Regions from separate parts of the Mus musculus genome. Here region 1 is linked to region 2. The links are chromatin loops, found by intact Hi-C in ENCODE. Cell type or tissue: left cerebral cortex. All regions are shown on one strand. Links, peaks and the distances in the headings refer to the core of each region. The heading gives the core; the rest is flanking DNA. Region 1 overlaps Adamts17 (a disintegrin-like and metallopeptidase (reprolysin type) with thrombospondin type 1 motif, 17). Region 2 overlaps Adamts17 (a disintegrin-like and metallopeptidase (reprolysin type) with thrombospondin type 1 motif, 17).

What was found. Hi-C counts contacts between places; a loop is a spot of excess contacts. Peaks named below come from ENCODE experiments on the same cell type or tissue, not always from the same donor. Only the 100,000 strongest peaks of a DNase experiment are listed, where the experiment ranks them.
Region 1: a loop joins it to region 2, with 9 times the contacts of the local background. A loop is called at or near these places in 3 of 42 quality-filtered maps.

What each region holds. Positions count from the first base shown.
Region 1 is chr7:66,978,495-66,986,830 of GRCm38, reverse strand. All of the region lies in intron 8 of Adamts17 (a disintegrin-like and metallopeptidase (reprolysin type) with thrombospondin type 1 motif, 17), which reads right to left. Among named protein-coding and RNA genes, the nearest start is that of Gm33627, 140 kb to the right of the region's middle. In left cerebral cortex, for the core only: no CTCF peak of the experiment used is centred there; a DNase peak (open chromatin) is centred at 5,052.
Region 2 is chr7:66,863,401-66,871,736 of GRCm38, reverse strand. The region is part of intron 3 of Adamts17 (a disintegrin-like and metallopeptidase (reprolysin type) with thrombospondin type 1 motif, 17); the gene reads right to left. Among named protein-coding and RNA genes, the nearest start is that of Gm33627, 28 kb to the right of the region's middle. In left cerebral cortex, for the core only: CTCF peaks have their summits at 3,692 and 4,583 (motif pointing right); DNase peaks (open chromatin) are centred at 3,860, 4,068, 4,370, 4,537 and 2 more places; H3K27ac peaks cover 3,841 bases.

The DNA.
Region 1 (8,336 bases), core at 332-8,331, 110 kb before region 2:
ATATGAGGTTTGCTTAAGTAGCCCTGTGTATCTAGAATTCATGCTCTTTTCATTGCTAGGAGTAGATCAGGAAATGAAAAAAACCAGTTTAACTGTCTACCCACTGGAGGATTCAGTAGTTTTGGTCTGGTGGAAAATATGAAGACAACTCCTTTAACGTGCACATGCAAGTTACTAGGTGAAGGTGTTCTCTGGGGTGGATGCACAGGAGTGTAACCACTGGGCCATTTCATAAGCTCCAGGGCCTGAGACGGGGTCTCCTGCATTCCCTTGAACTAGCTATGCAGCTGAAGACGGCCTTGAACTCTCGACCTCCCTGCTTCTTCCTCCCCAGAGCTTGGGAAGTTTTCATTTTAAAAGAAGTCCCCAAAACGTTTTGTAGAGTAGCTCTCTTTCTTTATACTTCCACCAGTGATCTGCGAGTGACTTGCCTTCCTGCAGCCTGGCCAGCACTCGATGTCGGTCTCCTTAGTGTAAGCCATCTAACAGTGTGTGCTGAAGACACATCGTGGCCCGAGTCTGCATCAACCCATCAAGGATGCTGAAATCCTTCAAGCATTCATCCTCTACCCACCCGTGCTCTTCTGTGACATGCTTGTTGGTACCTTTTGCACCATGTTCTCTGGGTTGTTTACAGTTTACTGAAATTTATTTGTACTGAAATGGGTAGGCTTTCCTGCAGCGTGTCTTTAAATACCATGAAGAGAGCCCTCCACACAGCAAAGCTGTTGACACTGGTGCTTCAGACACCTGCTTCTGCTTGGACCGTGTTCTGTGAGAGCTGAAGAATGCTTCACCCAGCCACGGTTTTCAGATATCCCTCCTGTGCCTTGCTTTCTGGAACTTTAATATTTTACACTGAAGTTCATAATTCATTCTGAGGTGAGTTTTGGAGGAAAGCAAAACAGTTCAAGCTTCTTTTTACTTCATCAATGGACATCCACATTTTGCAGCAATTTATTTATTTGTTTTAGTGAAAAGACTATTCACTTGATAACCTGCACTACCTTGCTTTTTGTATTTCTGTTGTTTTTCCTTTTAAAAAAAACAACGAAGTATATTTGTGTGACTCTATTGCTGGGTTTCATGAACTATGTTTCTGTTTCTTCAGCTACAGAGGAAGAGTCAGAATCAAGAGTGGGCCTTAGTCTTCATTTTCTCAAGCGGTTCTGGCTATTCTAGGGCCCATGATTTTCCTTGAGAGTTTCAGAATCACTTCGTTTATATCAGCTAAAACTGTGCTAATGTTTTGATAAGAGCAACACTGAACCTACAAATCAACTCAGGCATCTTTACTATGTTAACTCTTCGATCTTAGGGCGCACTGTGTCTCTTCTAGAACGTAAGCCTTCTCTGGTTTATTTATCAGCATATGATTTTCACCACAGGAATCCTACAGACATCTGTTTAGATGTGCATTTTCAACTTAGAAAGGTTAAGTCTTTACAGTTCAGTGCGTTTGTTCTGATTGCTTGGTTGATATTCTGGGAGAGCAAAGGACTTTCCCTCTAACCCCAAAATGAAATAGGTTGTTATCATGAACAGAAGACAGTAGAGGTTATATAATAAGAAATGAATCTTCTACATCAATTGATACAATTTTCCTTCATTAGGCCATTAACATAGTATACAAATGGATGAACTGAAAGTAAATCAACTTTGTATACCTGAAATAAATTGTTGGTCACGGCTTTACATTTTTCATTCATTTGCTCATTCACTCATTCATTCATTCATTCTTCCTCATACACACACATACAGACAACTGAAATTGGTTTTCTAAAATTCTCTTGAGAGATATTGAGCTATACTTTTATATATTTTGGTACCAGAGTAGTACTACCTTCTTGCATTTAGTTGGGAAATGTTTCTTCCTTTTATCCTTACTCTAAGACACTATACAAAATTGATAGTTATTCTTTTTAGTGTTTGATAAAAGTTTTCAGTGAAATCACCCTGACCTGGAAACAACATCTGTGTAGTTTTGGTTTATATTTTTTGAGATGTACTTAAAGTTTTTAAACTGATGCATAAAAACTGTACAGGGGCCAAAGAGATGGCTGGGCACATAAAGCACACTCAAACTTGACACCCTGGGTCTGGCCCTTGGACCCCATAAAGGGCTGGATGTTGTGACATGCACCTATAATCCCAGCATTCCTACCCTGAGATGGAAGATGGAGACAAGATATCCAGCCAAAAGATCACAGGACCCCTGCCTGGAATAAGCTGTATAGCAAGAGAAAGAAGGGGAATTCTACCTCAACCATGTGAAAGAAAAGAACTGACCCCAGAAAGTTGTCCTCTGACCTCCTCATGTGCATCGTGTCACATGCATGCCCATATTACTCATATGTGCATGTGCACACATGCACACCCACCCCCAAATAATGTTAAAATAAGTTCAGATTTGAAACAAGCATGTTAAGGAGGTAACTGGATAGTTTGATGTATTCCTTGTATATTGTTTAGATTATGTTAAACACATCTATAACTACAAATTTAAAAAATTTTAAATATTATTTTGAGAAATACACACACACATACTGAAATATGATCAAATGCACATATTATCCTTCCCCACCCCCATTTCTCCTATTGTGTCATGCTTACAATGTCATGTCTTTGGTTTTTGCAGTGGGCTGCAGTCAATGTAGAGATGCCTCCCTCATCCCAGTGTACAGCACAGGAGCCTAAGTACTCAGCCCTAAATGGGGCTTCTGAATTAACCCCACACACACCAAGACTTAGGAATGATCTTGGCAGAGGAAGCAAAAAACATGCAAGAGCAGGGGGCTCTGGAGCATGCTGTGAAGTGACGGCTTCTGACATGGTCACCTTGCGCGCATGAACTCACAGCTGCTCTGTGACATGCTTGAACAAGATCTACATAAGAATAAGCCAGGCAACCAAGCGTAGATGGAGTCTAGGCTTGGTCTTCAGACTCAGCCCCGACCCGAAGAGCTATCGTCAATGGATAGTTGTTAAGGCATGGAGAATCATTCTTTTACTGAAAACGCTGGCTGGGTCCCCATGCTTCTGTGAATGGCCCTGTTCCCAAGCACACAATGGGCAGTAATAATGGGTCTCAGTGGGTTACAAGATGAATTCTTTTTCTTTAGTAGACACATGCCTATTTAGGGCATCTACTTGTACTTGCTCGGTTCTAGACTTTGCAGCTTCCAAGAACATGCTCTGTTACTTTTCAGTTGCCCAATTATGATCTGTTTACGGCCTGAGAATTTGTGATATCCCAGGTCATGCCTGATGCTGAGGACACCTCTCCTCTCTTTAGCTTTGTCAATCTTCCCGCAGCGTTAGCAAGTCTGTCCATTTATTTTGGAGAACAATTTTTTCATTCTGTTCTTTTCCTGTTTTCAACACTGTTGATTCCTACTCCTTACTGTTATTGACACTGTATGTGTTCGCCCTGCCAGTCTCTTGAGGAAAGAACTTAGAATACCAATGGGTGAATGTCTTTCTTTCCCAGTTAAGCACCTAGTGCTATAAACTTCCCACTTAGCCTGGATAAGCTATATGCCACACATCACATGAACCGTGCTTTCAATTCTGTTCCGTTCTGGCTTTCAGTGTGTGCACGCTCATGTGATCTCAGCTGGTTGTACAGGCTCCTGTGTGCACATGCAGGCAGAGCCAGAGGACAAGCTAATCTTGGATATAATCCCTCCAGTGTTATGTACTCTCTTAAACATTTATTTATTTTTACTCTTATTTTGTGTGTTTATGACAAACCCTGGCCTGGAGCTAGCTGCCTGAGTGGGCTAGGCTTACTGGAGGCAAGAATGCCCCAGAGTTCTGCTTGTCTCCACCTCCTGAGCACAGAGCTGGCCACTCTGCCTGACTGATTTTTAAACTGTGTGTTGTAGAGATTGAACTCAGGTGCTATGCTTGCAAAGAAAAAAAAAAAACAAACAAAAACAAAAACAAAAAAAACTTTGAAGACTGAGTTATCTTCTCAGGCCTCAATTCTGCTTTTGACTTTAATCAATTTTTGGTTAAATAACATATTTCTAAATAATTTCTATGTATCTGGAGACTTTTCTCTTGTTTTTGTTAATGATATGTGGTTTGATTCTGTTACATCATAGATTATATTTTACATGGTCTCAACACCCAAGACTTCTAGCTTGTTGTTTGTTCCAGGACAAAGCTTATCTGGCTGAGAAGATCCACGGGACCTTGAAGAAAAGAAGCATTTTGCAATGCCCTGCTGTGTGGTTTCCTTTAGACCTCCAAAGTTCTTAAATCATAGGTTGTGATCCCATGCGGTCCCACATAGCAGAATGAGTGGGGTGTGTGTGTGTGTGTGTGCAGGGAATATGGCAACAGCAACTGTTTTCTGAACACAAAGCAATCAAAATTTAACCCCAAAATCAATCACATAACAAATTGGAGGTGTCGCCAGCAGTAGGCACCCTGCTGTGTCACATGATTTCACTGCTCTCTGCAGTGCACACATCCCTGCTCTTCCTGCAGTGTGCCAAAGACCACCTGAGACACCTCAGTGCAGACTCCACACTTGGTACACTCTCAACTGCAGGGCTTTAACGTCTATAACGGTTTCTGCTCTTCTAGGAACACAATGGTTTAACCACAGAAAACAAAGATCTGTAACACTTCCCCAATACCCTTCCTTAGCGTGTTAGCATCTTACTGTGGGAGAATGTCTGAGTTACTCACTTGAATTTCAACAATAATAAAGATAAATTAAATGGATTTCGGTTCAGAATTGTGTTGTGTGACTTTTCCTGGGAAGAAAGAAACAAACATCTCTTTACCAATGGTGGACTAAAGAAATGATTCTCCCCAAGTCTAGCTAAGTTAACTAATTTTGGGGAGGTGGTGGTGACTGGGCTGTTACTTGCAGGAGTGTGGGAGAGGGGTTGTTTGGAGACCCACAGAACACAAAGGCAGCAGCATCTCGGAGAGGCCACCAGGCATGGGGGAGGACTCTGCTGTTTCCCTGGAGCACCCTGCACAGCTCATGGGCAGCTCCGCGGAAGAGTCTCTGCTCCTTCCCAGCAGCTGCTCATTCCCAGCACAGGCTCAGGAAAGGCCTCCCACGTCTTTTCACTTTTGCCCACCTCTGCATCTTACAAGGTTCACGAGCCTGCGGAGCCTTTCTCAATTTTACCTTCCTGACTCTTGAGGCTCCCTCCAGAAGAAAATGTTTCAATTAAAAAAGTTAAGGTACCTGACAGGTTAAGACAGAATTTCCAACAATGGCCCCTACAGATACGTCTGTCGTTTTATACTGTGGCTTACACAAAGCAGTGTTCCCAGCATCAATGACTACAAAATCAAAACATCAGTCAACTCTGAAAGAATTTTATGCTTTAAGGTATCAAATATCCAAACAAACCCTGGTTATTCTCATAAAACCAAGCAAGCACATTCATTTCATTACTATGTAAATGCCTCCTTATCTTTAACAAATGGTAAAATTACATGTATATCAGAAATTATTTTAAAGCAAATTTATGATTTATTTATAGTAAATGCTTGAGTTGTATATTTTATCTGCCTGTACACCCAAAGTTATGTAAAACATTCTCAGTTAAAAATGGTACCACAAGCTTAAGCAGCCCTGCTGTAGACAGCATATATATAGTACATATGTATGTAGTGTTTTTAAGTCAATATGCATGTCTTTTCATTAACATTGGAGTAACCTTAGGCATGTGGATTTCTGTTTCCTTTGTTCCTTTGGTTATTGCCCTCCTGTGAGTTATATTTTCTCTTTACCACTTTGAGTGAGCAGTGTAACTTCTATTTAGTCCATTTTATTCTCCCTGCTGTCTTCTTCCTAACCTTTGGGCCTGCTGGGGATGGAGCCTAGACCTCGGTACGTGTTAGGCAAGTGCTTGCTCAGTAAGCGACAACCCCAGCTCTCGCCTCCTCATTTTATAAGTAGAATTGCCTTATTCTCATACATTGCCACATATGTATGGTGAGAGAGAGAGAGAGAGTGTGTGTGTGTGTGTGTGTGTGTGTGTTTAGATGATGTTATAGCCTTTGTTTGACTATAAAAGCAAAATGTGGGGCTCGAAAGATGGCTTGGTTGATGAGATAGTTGCCATGTAAGCAAACAGACCCAAATCTGAATCTTTAGCTTGCAGATCAAAAGCCAGGTGTCATGGAGACAAATCATCTTCTTGCTGAGGATACAGAGACAGAGGCTTGTGTCTCAGTGAACCTGTGAGCTCCAGGCTCAAGGAGAGATTCTGTCTTGAATGGGTGGGTGGAAGGTCCTGGCAGCCTTTGGTGTACCAAGTGCTGGTGTCCCTGCCCTTCTCCAACACTAAGTTCCTCCAACTCTTTCTTCATGATTTCCCTTCATGGCATGTGCATGGTGCACACCCATTGAAAGTCCTTACACCAGTCCTCCCATGCTGCATCATGAAGTGCAGGCTTCTCAGTGTTTAACTGGGGAAAGGCAAGCAGAACAACTCCTTCATCCTCCACTTCGGGAGAGAAGGTTATGTCAATGCAACCTGAGACTGCACTGTCTTAGCGTTGCCCCTCCGATACAAGTTGGCAAATCAGTTTTAACCGAAATACACTGGCAGTGGCTGCTTATAGAGTTAAAGGAGCTATGAATTGGGATTCAATGGAAAGGGTACCGGGATCAGTTAGTAGTATATGTTTGTGGAGAATAGCAAAAAAAAGATGTCTGAGGTTTATTTTAAATGCCACCTGTCAAGCTATAAAGCATACTATTAGCACCTGGTCTTCAATACTTACAAAGGTCTTGAACCCTGACTGGGTTTCTTATGTGAATGCTACTGTCTTTAAAACATCAGAATGAAAATGAACCACTTTCACACATTACATCACCGTATCATTTTTCCTAGTGGTCCCTCACCTGATGGTAGTATGAGCAAGCCCACACTACCTGTCAAATGAAAGCACAGGACTCCACACACACACACACACACACACACACACTTGAAAACTATGTTACTCCTTTCTATATGTGCCACACTATATCTGTTATCTTACTAGGAGGTTTATTAACAGAACTAAAGTCTACTGTAAAGCTACATGCCATGTGGTATGGTGGTACTACATGAGGGAACCGTGGAGGGTGACTGCTCTGTACTGTCTGGTCATGAGAAACTTGTCAACAAGTTCCAGGACAGTCACACCATGATGTAAAATGATGCCTTTTCTGAAATGTGTCACTGTCATTAAGTGATAAACATAACTCATTATTAAGTAATATATCACAGCCTATAAGTTCTTGGGGTTCCAGCATGCAGCTAGAAGTGAGTGTGCTCTGAGATGACCTAGGTAGAACAGGCTACCCCTTTAGTGTGCTCTATCCATCCTTTCCACATAGATACAAGTCACCCTGTGGGCCTGAGTTCCTAGCTCTCTCCCAGGTGCTGGGATGGGGTGGGGGTGGGGTGCCAATCCTCACACCACATCAGAGAGCAAAGCCACATATGACATTTGACAGTATCTGAACAGTGACAAAGACAGAGCCTTCCTGGAGCTCCTTTGCCAGATTCTGAACTGGACATGCGACAAATGAGGTCAAAGTGACAATTGTGAAAGAGAGGGGCCCATCCAGTGGACATCAGGGGAGGAAGGGCATTTCAGGGAGCTTGCTCTGCTGAGAGCTGGACTGTGCAGCAGGCAGCCCCGGGAACTCGGAGGCATCGGTTCCTGCAGGGGAGGAGACAGTTTTTATGCTCTTGGATGATTAGAGAGCAAGTATCACGGAGCAGACTCTTGACTCTTAATTAACCCAAGTGTTCCATCTCTTCTAGAAGGCCCAAATACGGACAACGGTAAGCCCACTAGGGGTCAGTTACCAGACTGTTAATCATTGCTTTTGTCTGAAGGAGTGATATTGGTGAAAGTCCCTGTGGTCATCAAGTAGATGTTTTATCCTTTGGTCCCCAGAGTATCTGAAGCTGCTCCCCAGCAGGGGTCCTATGGGATTTGTCACATCCTGGATGTGGAAACACACGTGGCAGTGCACAGACAGCCTGATTCCCCAGTCGGTCAAGCACAGGCCTGGAACCCTGGTGATCCTAAGAGACAGCAGGTGTTCAGCTATGCTTCCTGGGCCCCTGGCTCCTGTCACAGCTACAGCCTCCCACAAACCCCCTGCAGAGAGGTGTGTGGCCATCAGTCATGTAGGCAATGCCCCAAGCTCCTGTCTGGACTCCAAACTCACAGTTACCTGGCAACAGCCAGGTATGCTCCTCCCCACAGTTATATGTCTAACCTCCCACCCAGGAAGCCTCCCTGTGCTCCAGCCACAGCTTCCACCAAACCAAGCTAGTCACCCAGGCAAGACAAGA
Region 2 (8,336 bases), core at 148-8,147:
CCAGCTGTGAGAGAAACAGGAGAAAGACACTTGTGAATCTCAGAAGCCCTCAGAGAGAAGCTAGGGACAGATGCCATGGGTTGTGAGCTGGTGGAACCCTCAGGTCCCCTGAGGAGAATGTCACAGACACTCTCCCTGACAGTCCTTTAATACACTGCGTTCCCACCATGACTTGAGTGGTTCCTGTCTCCTGTGCTTTTTTTCCTAACTACACTCCCTTTTTGGGTAGCTAGTGGTGTAGTAAGACTCCAAGTAACTGCTCTTTAATATGCTCCAAGCTGGATGTTCTTCAAGAAGTCTCTACTGTCCACACTGGAATGGGGGGGGGGTGGGAGGGGGGAAGAAAAAGTCATGGGAAAGGAAAACAGAAATCCAGGCAGGGCCTCCAGCTTCATTCACTCTGGCTGCTTCTCTGGGTTACTTTCTCAACAAGGGAAGTTTGGCCCAACCTTTGAAGAGGCCAGTCTTGGGGATACAAGGACGTGGCTCCCACTCACCTGGGCACACCTTGGATACATGCTGTCCTGCTCATCTATGGTAAGGAAACTGGGCTATAGACACTACCTCTGTCCTTATGTCCTCATAAGTCACAGTGTCCCCTAAGCCAGTGGCTCTTTAGCCCTGACAGTAAGCAGGGCAATCTGCTTGTGGTGGGAACCTGTCTCAACATTGACGTCCCAAGCAAGGCTATGTTCCCAACTCCCAGTCCAGCTTCAACTGTGCCTGGAATGTGTACACCAACAGAATGTCCCCCCTGCCATTCTTGCTCGCTGGCCCTCCGCCACTGCCTGTGACATCAAACAGCCCCATCTTGAAGGCCCCACAAACTCTTCAAAGGTTACTCAGGAGTGTGTGATGAAGCCAGGACTGACACTGGCCCCTAAGATCCGCTGGCCTGATAGCCATGGAGCCCACCCCGCCTCCCACACCCATTCACACTAGGTTTTCAAAGTGTGACAAGGAGCCAGGTGTGTAGACAAAATATAAAGGGTAAATGTGACAAAGCCACCCCTTCTCTGGAACACTTTCATGTATATATTCTGTCTCAGAAACAGGGAGATAATACACAGAATATATAAAGAACTCAAAAAGTAAATACCAAAATAGCAAACGATTCAATCAGCAAAGGGGCCAATGAATTGAACAAGAAGAAGCACCCAATAAACACATGAAAAAGTGCTTAAAATCTTTCGCTGTCAGGAAATTACAACAACCTTGTAAATCAAAACAACATTGTTATCCTATATGACTGTAGTCAGAGTGACTTATTAAAACAAACAAACAACAAGTGTTGCCAAGGACTCTGGGAAAAGATGTTATTATTCACTGCTGGTGGCAATAGAAGTTAGAGCAGCCACGGTCCCTCAAAGTCTAAAACTAGAACTTCCATGTGCTCCAGCCAGACACGCAAAACATCCAGTTGCCCTACAACAGACATCCCTGAACAACCTTGTTTACTGTGGCACTATTCAACACACCCAAGATGTGGTATTGTGTGTGTGGCCTGGGTCTGGTGCCCACCAGTGCATGAACAGAGCAAGAAAATGAGGTTCTCACATACAATGGGGCATTAGTCAGCCATAAAGAACAACATCATGCCATTTTCAGGCAAACAGATGAGACCAGAGATTATCATGCTAAGTGAGATAAGCCAGATCAGAAGGATAAATACTGAATTTTTTTTCTTGTATGTGAAATCCTGGGGTGATGGGGATAACATGATAGGGGGATTATTAGAAGTATATTGGGGAGAAGTTGGAGGGATGAAAGAAGAAAGAAAGAAGAAAACGGAGGGATGATATCTACAAAATGCATTCTACACACACGTGTGATGTCATTATGAAACCCTTTGCACAGCCAGTGGATACGTGCTAATAATGCCCACAGAGCAGCCCTGTCCTCACCTTGGTCAAAGACCTTTCTGCAGTGGGCAGCAGTTCATATGGCAGAGACTGGTCACTTATCAGTCTGATGAAAACAAGTGGCTGCTGAGTGCCAGCCCTAGGGTGGGTAGGACACGGCCATTGCACTCATGAGTTAACAACTGAGCTGGCTTGCACACAAGCAGGCCCACCAGCATTGCCTCGTGGATGAAGGAAAAGCTAGTGAGGGCCCGCCTCCTGGCTGATAAGCAGTTAATAGAAGCTGGGGATAGGAGAGACATTTTATTTCCTTCAGTGGTGTGGTCATGTCTATGTGGCTCACACTCCAGTAACTACCACCCACCATGCTCACGCAAACACCCTCAATGATCTCAGTGGATCCTTTTCTAAAAGATATGAAAGAAGGAGAAGAATTTGCTGGGAGGCAGAGGAGGAGGAGGAGGAGAAAAGGAGGAAGCAGGGGTTCAGAGAGAATGGAAGGGAGACAAGAGAGCCATGGAGTGATGATCAAAACATTCCATACACATGAAACTGTCGAAAAATAAAATTTAAAAATGTACATGAGGTTGTGCCTATATGCTAGCAATATATACTAGTATATATTTGTATATTACTAGTCTAGTATACTAGTAATAAAGAGAGGGGTGTTATGATTGCATGTTTGTGTACATGCATACACACACACACATGACATGAATGACAGCAGTGTTAAGATAGGAGAAACAAGAAAGACAGAGGGGAGATGATTCCCTGACAAGAGACAGTGAAGCCCCAAGGACAAGCAAACACAGTGGCTAGGCTGTCGGCTCACTGCTGGAACACACAGGTTTATACTGAAGGAGGCAGTTTGTCAAACAGAGGCAGACCAACCAGGCCCATGACAGGACAGCCGGGCCCTGGTGTGCCATGAACACTCAACTCCAACAGGATGATTAACTGTGTCGCAGAAAAGAAACCAATGGGCCAAACGTGACTCAGATGACACCCTGGAGGGCAGAGCAGGCCCACAGCCCTGTTGACTATCATCCCCAAACACAGAGTCTCCTTCACCATAGTGAAGTCAGCCTTCATGGTGGGTCAACAGTTTGCATTTTAGGGATAAGTTGTAGTTCTATAAACCACGAAGGCCCAGAAGACACACCCTAACAGGGTGCTGACAGGACCCCGTTTCATAAGTCCCATCTCTAAGTGATGGCTATTTCCTTAGAAAGGAGGATCCATCCTCTAAGTGCAGCCAAGACAGGAGGTGCCCCCCAAGGCAGATGCAGAAGAGCCCTGTGTCCCTTTACAGTTGGGTCTGGGATCTGGCCACCCCTCGGCCAAAGCCGGCCACCAATGATGCCTGGCATTTTCTGCTCCAGCGGACGGGAACACACGGCTTTATTGGGTTTCCCCTATGTCTCATTCTCTAACTCTGCTCAGACCCAGTGACAGGGATTTGATCTATGGCTCACTCATGGGTTGAGGAAGGCAGGGCTCCTTCAGCCCGGAGGCAGTTTGTGCAACCCCACCAGAGTTCCAGCCAGTGAATTCCCTGTCTGGTTGTGCACAAGAAATTGCCCGTTGCTTAGGAAGAAGGCTGTGCAAAATGAGCCCACTTCATCTGCGGCTGGAAATCGCCCAACAAAACTGGGCAGCAGCTGTCCCGATGAGACTTTTTTTTTTTTTTCTGGGATTTTCCATGAGAAATTAGTGTACTGAAAAAGCTAGACTTCTTTGCAGAAGGGGGAGGGATATGCAACCTAAAGCCACTTTTTTTTAAGTCCATTACTCTTGCCCCTGCCTCGGGTGGACTTTCTGGCTTGAGGCCTCCTGCTGGGAGGGAAGCCCTGCTACACTCCTTTGCTTGGTCACACATTCTCTCTTCTGCTCTTGTCTGTTCTCTCCCTCGGAGGGAACATGAATGCTGCTGATTCAAAAATCAGACACTTCAAGGAGAGCTGGTAGGAACTTTGCCCACCCCCCACTGCTGTCTGGAACACCAAACGAGTACGTAGGCCATACATGTACCAGCCTCCTGGACCAGGCATTCTGAGGGGCCACAACCCTCCTCCAGTCTCACAGAGGACCAGCTGCCAGAAGTGTCTGAGCCACCTGGACAGCTCCGGCCAGTGCTCACTTTAAATAATAAACCATGCATTTTTTTGATCCGTCTGCAGCGCCAGGCAGATTTTCCTATTTAAGCTGGAGGCCTTCTCTGCTTTGAGTTACTAAAGTGGGATGGGTGTGAGTTGCATAAGAGCCCAGAGGAGAACCGGGGAGAGATGGCATAGCTGCTTGCCCAGCTCCTCTGTTTGGCAGAATGGTGTGTGGGAAAAAAGGGTTCAGGGGCAGCCATAAAAAATGGCATGGTGCTCTGTCTCATTGTCTCCGTGTTGATATTTCAGCCTCTCTCTCAAGACAGAGTATTAGCAATGTCCGAGACGGAAGCATTATGCTTGTCCCCCGGTGGTATCGTCGTGTTCTGGGCGGAAACACGCTGAACAGATATGAAAGGAGAAGTTACTTTGTGCTGGCAGGAAGGTGGGAGTAACAAACGAATGCCTTTCTGGGTTGCATGAGGCTTTCTAAAGTTGCCTATGTCCTAATGTCCAAAACTCATGGAACTAGTATCTTGCGTGGGGACAGGGACTCGGCAGATGTCATTTTAGAACCCTGAGGCAGGTGGAAGGGCATTCAGTTACAGAAGAGAGCCAGCAGAGGGACGCAGCGTGAGAAATGTCACTGGTTGTGGAGCTGGAGGAAGCAGAGAGGGACTGTGAGCCAAGGATTGTGGTAGCTGGATGAGGTGAGGGAACAGATTCCGTTCGTTCACAGAGCATCCAGCATCTTGCTGACATCCAGTGCAAATGATTTTAGACTTCTGACCTCCCAGACTGGAAGAGAACTGTCTGTGTTATTTTAGGCGACTGAGTCTGTGGTATAGCAGCCATAGGAAAGTGATGCCTGAGTGGCTGAGTGTGGCCCCCAAGCCAGCGTGTCCTGGACACAGCTGAGATGATGAACAGCAGACAACGAAGTCCGATGCTCAGGAGACAGACAAAGCATCCAGGCTTTCCAGAACACCAAGGAAGGCTGTCAGGGTGGACCTGCTAGATAAGCAAGCAGTACCTCACTTGGGCCGCCAAACCCAAGAGCAGTACAAAGATGGACCAAAAAGGTCTCTCCCTGGCTAAAAGGTCTGCCTTGAACATACGAAGACCGTGTGACCAGAACGTCTTCAACCTTGTTTGAATCTCATTAAAGCAAGAATGACTTCCTAATACATCAAGTACAAGAGGAACTTTATGCACCTCTCTGGGAAAGGTTGGGTGACGATGTAAGGATGTAAGGAAAACATCACATAGTAGAAGTGTTTCCATGGAAACACAAAGGTAAGCAGGTCGGCTTTAATGAAAGGAGGAAAGTTCAAAGGAATCCCAGTCACAAAGAGTGCCATGTTGGGATGGCTCCGGGAGGGACTGGACCAAACCAACCTTTGCAGACCAGACGGCTTGTGTGATTCATAAACTGTCCCAGAACACTGAAGAAAAGTCCACATTTTTATAGAGCCAGTGTCATGTCAATGTCCAAAGTGAGACAGACAGACAGACAGACAGACACACACACACATTCACAGATACATAGATATACACAGTCACAGATAAACACACTTTCACAGACACATACATACATCTAAATTATGGATGTAGAATATTCAGGTAAAACTCTGGCAAGCAAAAATCTACCATCAGTTGAAGGAAATAATAAACTAAACCCAGTGGGATCTTTTTTTCCCAGGACTTTCAGGTTGGTATATTAGGAAACCATTGACATAATAGACCACATTAATACATCTAAGGGGAAAACCATATGCATGTCTACATAATGCTCTAAAAGCCATCGGAAAATACAATAGCCATGTCTAATTTCTAACAATTACACGCTCACTGGCCAAGTCTGAGGTAGTTTGAGCATCACAGTAAATACATATAAGTGAGGATTTGTGGAATAAAAGGAGTCAACAAGTCCACACAAATGTAAATCCCTAAGTCATGGAGGAGAGAAAGAAGCCCTCCTTACAGGAGGACAACAGCTGAAAGAGTGGGAGAGGAGCTGGGCCTCTGAGAGTCAGCGTTTCAAAGCTTCACGGGAACACAGGGAAGACCAGAGAGACGACAATGCTGGTGTGAGGGAGAGCTGGAGCAGAATCCGATACCTGTGATATCTATATCATCTCGAAATTCCTCCAAGCTCCTGGAAAACTGCATATGGAAAGACTGAAACTTGACCTGTGTTAACCTCGAAACTCAAACTTCACCCAGCACTGAATGTAGTCAGACTGCCAGTGCCTACAGTAAGACCCACCCAGGAGAACACAGAATCTTTCCCATAACTCTTGCCAATACAATTATGATGAAACACCAGACAAAAGTAAACCTGCAGATATCCTTGTGTTGGCTAGTCTTATGCCACTTGACATAGTATAGAGTTATCTGAAAGGAGGGAACATCAATTGAGAAAAATGTCTCTGTAAGACTGGGCTGCAGGCAGGCCTGTTGAGCATTTTCTTAATTAGTGAATGATACGGTTGGGCCTAGCCCATTGTGGGTGGTGTCATCCCTAGGCTGGGAGTCCTGGATTCTATAAGAAAGCAGGCTGAGCAAGTCATGGGGGAGCAAGTCAGTAAGCAGCATCCCTCCAGGGCTTCTACATCAACTCCTACCTCAGGTTTCTTTCCTGTTTGAGTTTCTAACCTGACTTCCTTCAGTGATGTAGATACAGAAGCTAAATAAACCCTTTCCTCCCGACTTGCTTCGGGTCATGATATTTCATTGCAGTGATAGTAACTCTAAGCAAGACATCCCATATTACCATATTATCATTTCTGGAGAGAGAGAAAGAGAGAGAGAGAGAGAGAGAGAGAGAGAGAGAGAGAGAGAGAGAGAGAGATTAAATATCTAGAAAAACAAACACTAAGGAGCTGACCCAGATTGGAGACGAGTAGGGAGACATGACACTCAAACACAAGGTGCGAATCTAAGCTGAATTGTGGGGCTAGCAAGATGGCTTCATGACTGAAAGCACTTGCCATGAAGGCCTGGTGACTTGGGTGTGAGCTGGGAACCCACTGTGACAGGAGAGGAACAAGAACCAGCTCCTAAATGCTGTCCTCGGATGTCCTCCATGCACACACATAACATGCCAACACTCGGGCATATATGTCATACACACATGCATGCATTTGCAGTGAACGGCACCGTGGTTTACTGCCACGGTGAGAATGAGCTTCCAGAAGTGTATAGACCGTGCAGATGAAGGTGGACAGGGGGTCTGCAGATTGCCTGCCAGCAACTCAGAGAAAGTACATGAGGAAGGGTAGTGCACTAGCTTGCTTTCATTTCTGGGATAAATTGCTGACCTTAACAAACTTAGAGAAAGGGCGGGCTCATTTGGCCAATAAGGTTACAGCCCATGCATCAACCCAAGGGCAGACACCTGAACACAGGAACCTAAGCGGGGACCATGAAGGAACACTGCTCGCTGGCTTGCTTCCAGGTTCATGTTCAGCAACCTTTCTTATAGAGCCCAGGCCAACCTGCCAACGGGAGGCACAACTCACAGTGGGCTGACCCCCGCCCCTATGTCAGCTAGCAATTAAGAAAATGCCCCAGGGGCATCTGATGGAGGCAAGCCTTGGGTTGAGGTTACTCTCAGGTGCCATTAGGTTTGTTTCAAGTTGACAGACAAAGCTAACCAAGGCAGGTTTTAAATAGAAAGATTGGGAGGGTGGCAGGAAGGGGATCAACACATAAGCAATTGGGGAAAATATCAGTTGGTGGGTTGGGGCAGTGGGTGTGCTAATGCTCTTTGCAACTCTACCAAAATAAGAAGCAGACGTGAAGTAAAGGGGAGAGCATAGAGAGAGGGCACACTGAGAGACTAGGACTTTGAGTCCAGTGCCTGGAAAGTATTGGGTAAGAACCTTTGGGGTCTGGCTGGTAGGGGCAGGCATGCCATGGGTCACAGGCAGCCTCTGTGGTCAATGCTAAGCTGGGCAGCTGAATGCCGGATGTATGACAGCGACAGACATAGGAGGAGATAGCATGGGGCTGTTACAGGGTGGAAAGGTGTCAGGCATATCAAGGCAGCCAAAGGAAGTACAGAGGGCCTGGGGATGCAGCTCAGTGGGGGAAGGTTTGCCTAGCGGATGCTCATCCCTCTGTCCAATCCAAACACAAGGGAGAAAAAACGTGAAGACATCCCAGCTTTGTGAAACTTGTGTAGACATCTTGGCTTAGTGATCCTCTAGAGACAGGGGAGAAGAGGATGGGAATAGAGCAGAGCACCCAGGACAAGGGCATTTTAAACCAAGGATAGAGAAGTAAGGAAGCCCTGTTGCTAGGAGACAGAACAAAACCCACACAGGTTCTGTCTGATGCAAGGGCAGAAACCAGCGGAAGTTTCTATTCA